Regions from separate parts of the Homo sapiens genome. Here region 1 is linked to region 2. Evidence: chromatin loops called from intact Hi-C (ENCODE). Cell type or tissue: IMR-90. All regions are shown on one strand. Links, peaks and the distances in the headings refer to the core of each region. The heading gives the core; the rest is flanking DNA.

What was found. Peaks named below come from ENCODE experiments on the same cell type or tissue, not always from the same donor. Only the 100,000 strongest peaks of a DNase experiment are listed, where the experiment ranks them.
Region 1: a loop joins it to region 2, with 4 times the contacts of the local background. A loop is called at or near these places in 2 of 110 quality-filtered maps.

The regions. Positions count from the first base shown.
Region 1 is chr13:35,769,860-35,774,251 of GRCh38, reverse strand. It overlaps DCLK1 (doublecortin like kinase 1), which reads left to right. Exons shown (of 17, transcript NM_001330071.2): 17 at 1-4,392. Among named protein-coding and RNA genes, the nearest start is that of LINC00445, 74 kb to the right of the region's middle. In IMR-90, for the core only: no CTCF peak of the experiment used is centred there; a DNase peak (open chromatin) is centred at 2,071; H3K27ac peaks cover 882 bases.
Region 2 is chr13:35,697,634-35,702,025 of GRCh38, reverse strand. LINC00445 (long intergenic non-protein coding RNA 445) reads right to left here and starts at 4,299. Exons shown (of 2, transcript NR_132115.1): 1 at 4,175-4,299; 2 at 2,770-3,287. RefSeq lists an enhancer at 4,353-4,392. In IMR-90, for the core only: no CTCF peak of the experiment used is centred there; DNase peaks (open chromatin) are centred at 1,145, 2,005 and 2,605; H3K4me3 peaks cover 1,098 bases; H3K27ac peaks cover 3,615 bases.

The DNA of each region.
Region 1 (4,392 bases), core at 266-4,265, 72 kb before region 2:
CAAGCTAGGATCTGCAGTATGTAATATAGCACTTGTTAACCCTCTGAGTGCATAGAATTTTATTGAGAATTCTTGTTTGGGAATTTTTCAGGCCTTTGGATGTATACACACATGTTTCTTGATTTTACTGCAGATCAAGGGGTGTTGTTAGATGCTGAAATGTCCAGAAAAGAAGGACATTTAGAATGATATCTTGTTTGTCCTTTTCTGTGGGTTTAGAACGTGGCAGGTTTATAACTTCGACACACGCACGGTTCTTTCTTCTTCACAATCCTATTCAGAAACAGATTTTTTTTTTCATTAGAGATATGACTGTCAGTTGCAGTGAGTTCTGCATCCCAAGTGGAGGGAATTGGGTTTGTGGCAAAGAGCTTGACCCAGGAAATAGATGGTGCCCCCCAAATTGTCTCCACATGAAGATGTACTGATGACGCCCCAGAAATGCTGCTTCCATATCAGCTGCTGCTAGCGCCAGCGCAGACTCTCAGGGAGTCACCACAGCTTGTCTTGTGCTTGGTGAGTGAGGGTCTCTCTACTCAGTGTCAGACATCTACAGGAAAGAAACAACTGGTGGAAAAGAGCAATAAATTGCCCGGTGCTCTGCAGGGCTGGAATTTCAAACAGAAAGAGGGAATAAGATCCTGTGATTTTTCTCACCTGCTTTTCCACGCACTGTGGTCATCACTGTGCAATCTACATCTAGTATGAAATCCACACATAGGAGAGCTGGGGCACAAGGGGACTGGAGGCAGTTGCTTTGCAAGATGGCTGAGGAGAAAGCACACTGGGAACACAATCCAGAATGTTCTAACAATAAGTTTTCAGTGAATAAACCACTGGCAAGACAATTCCATGTGCACCTTTAGGTTACCTATATAGTCTCCTAGGAAGATCAGGATGAAAGACCTAGATGATACCCCTGAGGATAAAACCTCCATCCCCTAAAATGATTTTTTTTAAATACCACTGTCTTTAGCTGTCCAGGAGGTCAGAGTGTTTTTTCTGTCTTTGGGCCAAGTCCTGTCTGAGACCTGTATTTTCACTCTTGTTACCAAATCTATCTCCCTAGTGCAGTGTCTCCAGGCCTGAGTTTCTTCTGGAACAGATTCCATTTTAGAATGGGGATTCACAGGTTCTGTGCATCACCACAGTGCTCAGAGAGGATTCTCCTGGGGTGTCTTAGAGGCAGGTGCCCAACTCAAATGTATTCCCAAGGTTTGCTGGGCTCTGGGATCCACGAGACAACCAGAGAGGGATATCTCATGAAATTTGCATCTGGTGGCTGAACAGTACCTATGTTCTCTGTTTTGAATATACTTTAATACCTGAGAGTCTTAAAATTTGTGAACAACGTTTCTATAGTCCTTTATTTTCAAATGCACATTGATCTTCACTTGCTGCATTTTTACTCTTCAACCCTGAAACTATGGTCTACATTAATATGGATTTTTAAATCACATGTCATTACTTTTGCAACACCATCACCAAAATTTTTTGCTCTTTTACATTTAGGTTCATCTCTGTGGTCTGTGTTGTCCTGACATGTAAAAAGCATATCGTTTATTGAGGTTTTTTTCCCCCCCTTTTAGAGCATCCGGAAGTGATAACACGCAAAATCACAAAGTAGCATAAATCAGTAAATTAGTTGAGTTGTTTTTGGGGGGGAGGTGGGGGTAGGGGGCACAGAACACCAGAAAGAGTGTTGGTGTGTAGGTAGATTCCATATTAATGAGGAACACTGAACTAGTTGGAAATTACTGCTTTCTCTAGAAATATAAAGCAAAGCACTATTCCAAGGCTATGGAGTAGCTCTACAGCCTGGCCTCAACTCTAAAAGTGTGAAGAATGCAATGGGCAGAGACCTACCTGCAGTGGACTGTCATTTTCCTTTCTTTCTCTGAATTACTGCTTTTTCTGTGGGCATTAACTATATTGCTACAGCATCTAGTGTACTGAGCCTGCGGTGCATGGCTCAGGCCTTTTCCCATCGACGTCTAGGGGGACTCTGGACCGTGTGAAGCTAGGGGGTGTTTCTCAGCACACTGCAGAAGGGCAGCTCAGAAGAATGCAGGGCCCATTCAGCATGGGGATCCCAGCACATCACTGTAGAATTTGAGTGATCTATGCTGAATAAACAGTGGAATGTGACCAGTCAAGTAGAAATCTTGAGTAATCAGATGGAATGCAATCTTTCTAACATTAAGCTACCAAGATCCTGAATGTCAGAGATGTACTCAGAGGGTTAACAGACAAGCACAAGGCATGCTGACTACATTGGTGTATCCAGATTGCTTTGCTTTTAGCCAGTGCTTTCTAATTTTTTTCTCGACATTCTTGGGATAGTTCAAGTTTGAAATAATTAAGTGGTGGTGTTCTTTAAGGAATTTCTATAACCAAATTGATCTTATTTTTGATTTCACTTATCATAGAACAAATATGTATCATTATGGCAGTGTATCTATGTAATTATCAATTTAATCATCACCACCGGTGTTTCCATATTTTTTCCCAAGTATTTAATATAGCTCTCTTATGGTGGTGGCCTGGTGATGGGGACCGTCTTTCTTTTACTGACACATGACCAATCATATGGTATTTTCAAGGGAATTTTAAGATTCATCTTTTCAGTTTGATAGTAGACTAGTTAAGGAAGAACTCTTTCATTACTTGCATCGTGTAAATCATCTCTGTAGACATGTGTTCATATTAATGAACACATTTTTTCTCAACATTGTAGCAGAAATCATTTTATTCGTCATGATCAATGAATATGTGATTTGCTCCAGATCGTTAGAAGGAAAAGTAAGATTTCAGTCATCAAAAATGTTTTTACCGTAGCCCTCATCTAACTTACACGTGGTGCATATTAAAATAAGCAGAGAAAAAAAAATGTGAATAAACTACTGAAAACACTTGGTGTTTTGTGTTCAATGAGACCTTCCTGCAACCTGCTCCCCATGGGTGGCAGTTAACAGGCCCATCAGATATTGTTGAAAGAAAGCAATATATCCATGAATGAAGGCTAAAATTGCAATCCTTTACCCTTTGAGGCATATTTCAGTTGAAAACAAAAAGAAAAGAAAATTTGGCTTAGAGGGTCACAGAGCTCCCATATGACCAAGTCTCAAGCACATTAAATCATGGTTGTTTACTGGCCAAGGGCGTCCACTAGACAACTCTATCCCTTGCGCTGAAGCTCAATCGTGCTGAGGGAGAGCTTTCTTAATATTACTGTGTTGCTCTTAGCCCTTCTCTGGGTTAGGATCTGTCAGCATTTCTATGATAAACTCCTATTCTCAAAGGTTTTTAATTTGACCATAAAAATGTGCCCCAGGCTGAAGTTTGCTATACAGGGCTGTACCAAAGAGTGAAGGTTTACTTCCTTCTCTTTCCAACTTCTTCCCCATTCTCCAAGGAAAAGAACAACAAAAAAATCTGGTATGGTCCCTCCTTAATAGTGATTTCAGAATTTTGGAAAGCACCAAGATCCAAGATGGTAGTTTTAATGTAGTTACTCATTCGCACACATTTTTTAAATTTAATGGGTCACCTGGCATATATTGTAGATAACATATCTTTTCTATAATTTGTAAGTCAATAATTTTTTTAACTGCTACATGATATTTTTTTTTGCCCAAAGATTTTAAAAGACTTGAAGTTGGTCAGTTCAAAACTCAGATTTTTCTACACATTGTCTGCCATGTCCATTAGGAGTTTGGGGAAAATACTCTCACACAGACCCTTACTTTGCATGCAGTTTAGAGGGTAAGATACGTGCTTCTTTTGGGGATAAAGATTTCCTTACTTAATTGTCAAATTTCATGGAGCCATTCTAGTCTGTTGGGGAAAATAGTGATTAAAAGCACTTCCAAAATTAACATTTTTTGACAATTCAGATATGAAAAGAAGCAGGGGAAAATAATACACTTTACTCTTTTCTTGCTTAAAGGCAAACAAATCAATGAAACTTGAGGACACACTAAACATTTGATAACTGCAAATGTGCTTTAAAAATTGGTTCAATGGTGCTTACACATGAAACGGTAACAAATGGGGTTCCTAGGACGTCAGAAGGAATCTTTAGTTTGTATGTAATTACACACTAGAGGAGGAGGTGCTTTTAAGCCAGTCTTTTATTTTTAATCATCTCAAATATGCAACCATACATGCAGTAACATTAAGGGTCGTAAACTGGTGGGAAACAGGAACTTCAGTGGAGAGGCTTAAATGCCTCTGGTTAGAGTGGGGGTTTTTGTTTGTTTGTTTATTGTTGGGTTTCAACACTGAGCATCATTTCTGTGATCAAGTTTCTAACTGGCATGTGTTTTGATCATGAGGTTTACCATATCTTGCCCATACAGACAAATGAGAGATCTAGTTTCATTTTGTTCC
Region 2 (4,392 bases), core at 269-4,268:
CAAACAAAACAGGTATCTGACAGGAAGAGGAAGAATGGCGAGTCAGAAAAGGCAGAGGGGAACAGGAGAGGATGGTGTCAGGTAGCTCAACAGAGGGGCAGATTCAACAAGGGACAGTTCAGCATCATTAGGTGTCACCACGAAGACAAGAAATGGACTGAAAAGCTCCCTCTGCCTTGGGCATGGGGCTTAGACTTTGCCAGGGTGTGGGAGAGGGAAGCTGACGTACAGATGTCTGATATGGGAACGTGAGCTGCAGATGCAGAAATAGGGATATAGAATATTATTTTTTGTTGTTTTTGTTTTTGTTTTGTTTTTTGAGACAGAGTCTCATTCTTTCATCCAGGCTGGAGTGCAGTGGTGCAGTCTTGGCTCACTGCAAACTCTGCCTCCCGGGTTCAAGGGATTCTCCTGCCTCAGCCTCCCGAGTAGCTGGGAGTACAGGCAGGAACCACCACACCAGCTAATTTTTGCATTTTTTAGTAGAGACAGAGTTTTATCATGTCCGCCAGGCTGGTCTCAAACTCCTGATGTCAGGTGATCTGCCCGCCTCAGCTTCCCAAAGTGCTGGGATTACAGGCATGAGCAACCGTGCCCAGCCTTTTTGTTGTATTTTTTTTTGTAGAGATGGGGATCTCCCTATGATGTCCAGGCTGGTCTTGAACTCCTGGCCTAAGGAGATGCTCCTGCCTTGGCCTCGCAAAGGACAGGGATTACAGGCATGATCCACTGAGCCCAGATGGATATAGATTACTTCTTAGAAGCTTGGCTAAAATGGAAAATAGAAGCAAAAAGCACAGTCTGTGGGTGAGGATGAAGGGCCCCAGACTTTTAGGGGCCAAAACCAAAAGTCCCAAAGTCTGTGAGAGAGCAGAGCAGCCTCAGCCCTCCGAGCTAATAAAGACATGACAGAAAAGTTGTGGTCCTCAATTTTTCAACTATAACTGAAGGGGCAGCCTCTATCTTCCGTGCTTAGATCCGCAAAGCTATGTATCCAGAGCATAACATGACCAAGAAAATTCCTGCACATAACCCCAAATATTAGAAAATTAGAAGCATTTGCAAGCCCAGCCCTCAAAGTTGGGATGAGATGACTTCCTTTACTCTGGTCCTTGTGTGAGTTAGTGAGTCAGGGAAGCGCTATGTTGAGAATGACATCCCATAGCTTGCCCCTGTACGGACAAAACACCTCTCTTTCTCCTTCTGAACATCTTTCTCTTCTTTTTCTTGGCAAGGGCACGGCATTTGTTTGGAGAAACATGGGCTAGTCTGGAGAAATCATAATAATTTGATCTTGCCTTTTCTGGGGTTAGTTTTCATCCTGCCTTGTAAAAAATGAAGCCACTCTCCCAGTGTTTACTTTTATCCTCCTTTCTCAGTCTTCCTTACTAGGTTCGTTTCTCTCCCCTCTTCTCTAGGTGCTCTTCCCTGGGCTGCAATGGTTTGTGCTATACTTTTATGTTCTTCTGCCTCTTTTTTCTCCACTCGCTCCACTCCAGCCCCTTCTGCCCACCCACCCTGCCTTCCTCTGTTCTCTCTCCTTTTGATCAGGAGAAGCTGCTCCCTGGGAATCTGAGACCCTCTTCTAAGCAAGAACTAAAGACACCACAGTGAGGCCGCCGGAGTCCTCATCTCCCTCTGGAGTGGAAGGCAGGGGGCTAAGAAGAGCAGCAACCCCAGTCCAGCCCGGCTTGCACCCGACACAGAAAGGGCGACAACCCTCATCAGCCCAGAGGCTGCAGAATCACAGAAACACATTTGAGTCTGCCTTTGTGAAAGAAAATGATCCTCGTGCAGGCAGGTGGTACTATTTTGGAGAACATTTTTATGTGCAATTTAGAGTGCACATTCTACACACAGCTCAGACAGAAATAATCAGTTTAATGTGTGTCTGCACTGTCACGCGGTCAAGCTTTAGGTGAGAGCAGATTTACACACTGAAATCAAAAGGAAATAGCAGGAGCCGTCTTCTGCTACATTCCATGACAATAAATGGTCACGCGATGGAGGGCTGCCAACCCTACTCTCCTCTCCCTTTATTCCTTCCCAGAAAGTGCTTGCGTTTGAAAGAAAATTAGTTTCCAAGATGCCTGAGTGCATCTGTTAAATATTGATTGTTATTAACAGGGGATACATGTAAACAAAGGCTACATAAACAGAAAGATGCCTGGCAGCGAGGAGCAAGTATGCTTCTTGTCAGGCGGTTTTCCTTAAAACAAAGCGTAAGGAAGTTTATAGGAGTTCTTGAGTAGGTGTTTTGGTTCAGGAAGATGTCCTGCTTCTCGATGTCAGCTACAGACCGTCTCAGTCAAACCAAGGAGCTTCACGTTTACAGCACTGGGCATTTGTCACTGTGTGTTGTCATTAAGGAAAAAGGGGTTTGCTTGCAAAGGGGCTGGTATAGTAGAGAAATAACACTGAAATAACATGGTTCCCAGCATCCTTTTCAGAAAGTTCACCCTCCAAATGAAAGAATTGAAGATGATTTTTTAAATGCAAACACCATTGAAAGCATGCGAGTGCCAATACATCAGGCAGTTAGAAGCCCCTAAGTCAAGCCAGAGGCAGATCTACATACAGGGTAATATTCAAAATATGCATGTGTCACCCTTTGGCTCTCTGAAATAATGAATCAGTGTGGACTTTGCAAAAGCAGCCGGGCCGAGGGTGCCGGATCGCCACGGTCAAAGACTGCAGAGCTGGAGAGAAGAAAGTTTCAGATGGAAGGGGAGCATTTTCCCTCTGAAATGAAATAATTGTGATACAGGATTTGATTTTTTTTAAGAAAAACAATCTTCTTCCTGCTGTGATGAATTTATTCTGGAGGTTTGAAAGGAAACATGTCCCCCCTGAGAGCATGAGGACGATGAGTCTGGAGGGTGAAGTCTGCGATTTCAGTACACGTGTTCTCATTTATCAAGGGGCGGTGCTCGGGTGTGAAGGGGGAGAATACCAAGGGTGAAAAGATTCAAGGTGATCAAACTATTTTTCCATTTGTAGCAGAAAAAAAAGAAAGAAAGGAAATAAAAGAGGGAAGGAAAATCATTTCATTATGTGGCAACCAAACACAACCAGGGGTAGCAACCAGAGGTAGCAAGCAAGTAGCAACTTTGTTCTTCAGAGCAGTTCACTCTAGGGTGTCCTGAGTTTTCCAGGGTGCAGTCTGTGACTGTGGAATTTGAAAACAGCAGGAGCACAAGAACAGAAGTTGCATGGATGTCTAGAGTTGTCATCTCTCGAATGCCCTCTGCGGCGAAGATCCCTCCTAGCGCCACCTGGATGAATCACTTCCAGGGGAAAGTGGAAAAAGAAAACTATTACATTGGACATTAATTTCCATGCTAGGCATATTATATGCATTTCTTTCTCTCTGAATAAAGTCTGCAAAATAGGTATGATTTTCCCCATTCTAGAGATAAGCTGAAAGTTTCAATTATCTTATGCGCCCTGTTCAAAGAGGCCCAGCTGGCAGTGGAGGTGAGATGGAGTGAGCTAGCAGTGGAGGTGAGATGGAGTGAGCTAGCAGTGGAGGTGAATTGGAGTGGGGCCTGTCTGCCATCAGCACCAAGTCTTGTTTAATTATTCCACTCTGCCTTCCCAAGATGTCCCTGACATGTTAGGTGGAGTTCTGAAGGTCCGTTTAGCAACACAGGTTAAGGCCTAAAGGATCTCCCTCCCTCCATCGCTTAAATGCTATTTTTATGTATTTATTTATTGTTGAGACAGTGCCTCACTCTGTCACCCAGGCTGGAGTATAGTGGCGTGATCATAGCAAGTGAGCAGCCTCAATCTCCTGGACTAAAGCCATCCTCTAGCCTCAGCCTCCTGAGTAGCTGGGAGTGCAGGCATGTACCACCGTGCCCAGGTAATATTTTATTTTATTTTTTTTTTGTAGAGATGGGAGTCTTGCTATGTTTCCCAGGCTGGTCTTGAATTCCTGGTCTCAAGCAATCCTCCCATCTCAAAATCCCAAAGTGCTGAGATTATAGGTGTGAGCCACCGCACCCAGCTTTAAATGCTATTAAACAAGGGAAATCAGTAGGTTGGGTAGATGTACTCAAAGGGCAGGAATGAGAACAACACACTGAGACTCATTTGGGGAACAGGAGCTGTGCCTTCAAGTCACTGTGGGGTAAGGCAGAATGGAGCGAGTCCTAAGGGCCCCCTAACGCACCCAGTATGTGATATGTGATAGAGAGAACGGTTACTCATCACCACTGGAGATTAACAAGGTCTCATCTGCTCGTCTGGTCGCTTGGCTATGCTGTGACACCTGACACTGGCTGATGATCCGAGGCTTTACCAGCTTTAGAACACACCTATGTGTGAAAGCCTTGGGCTCTGAACCTGATCCACTCCCCGGGGGCCCTTCAAAGGGTTAACACTGACCTT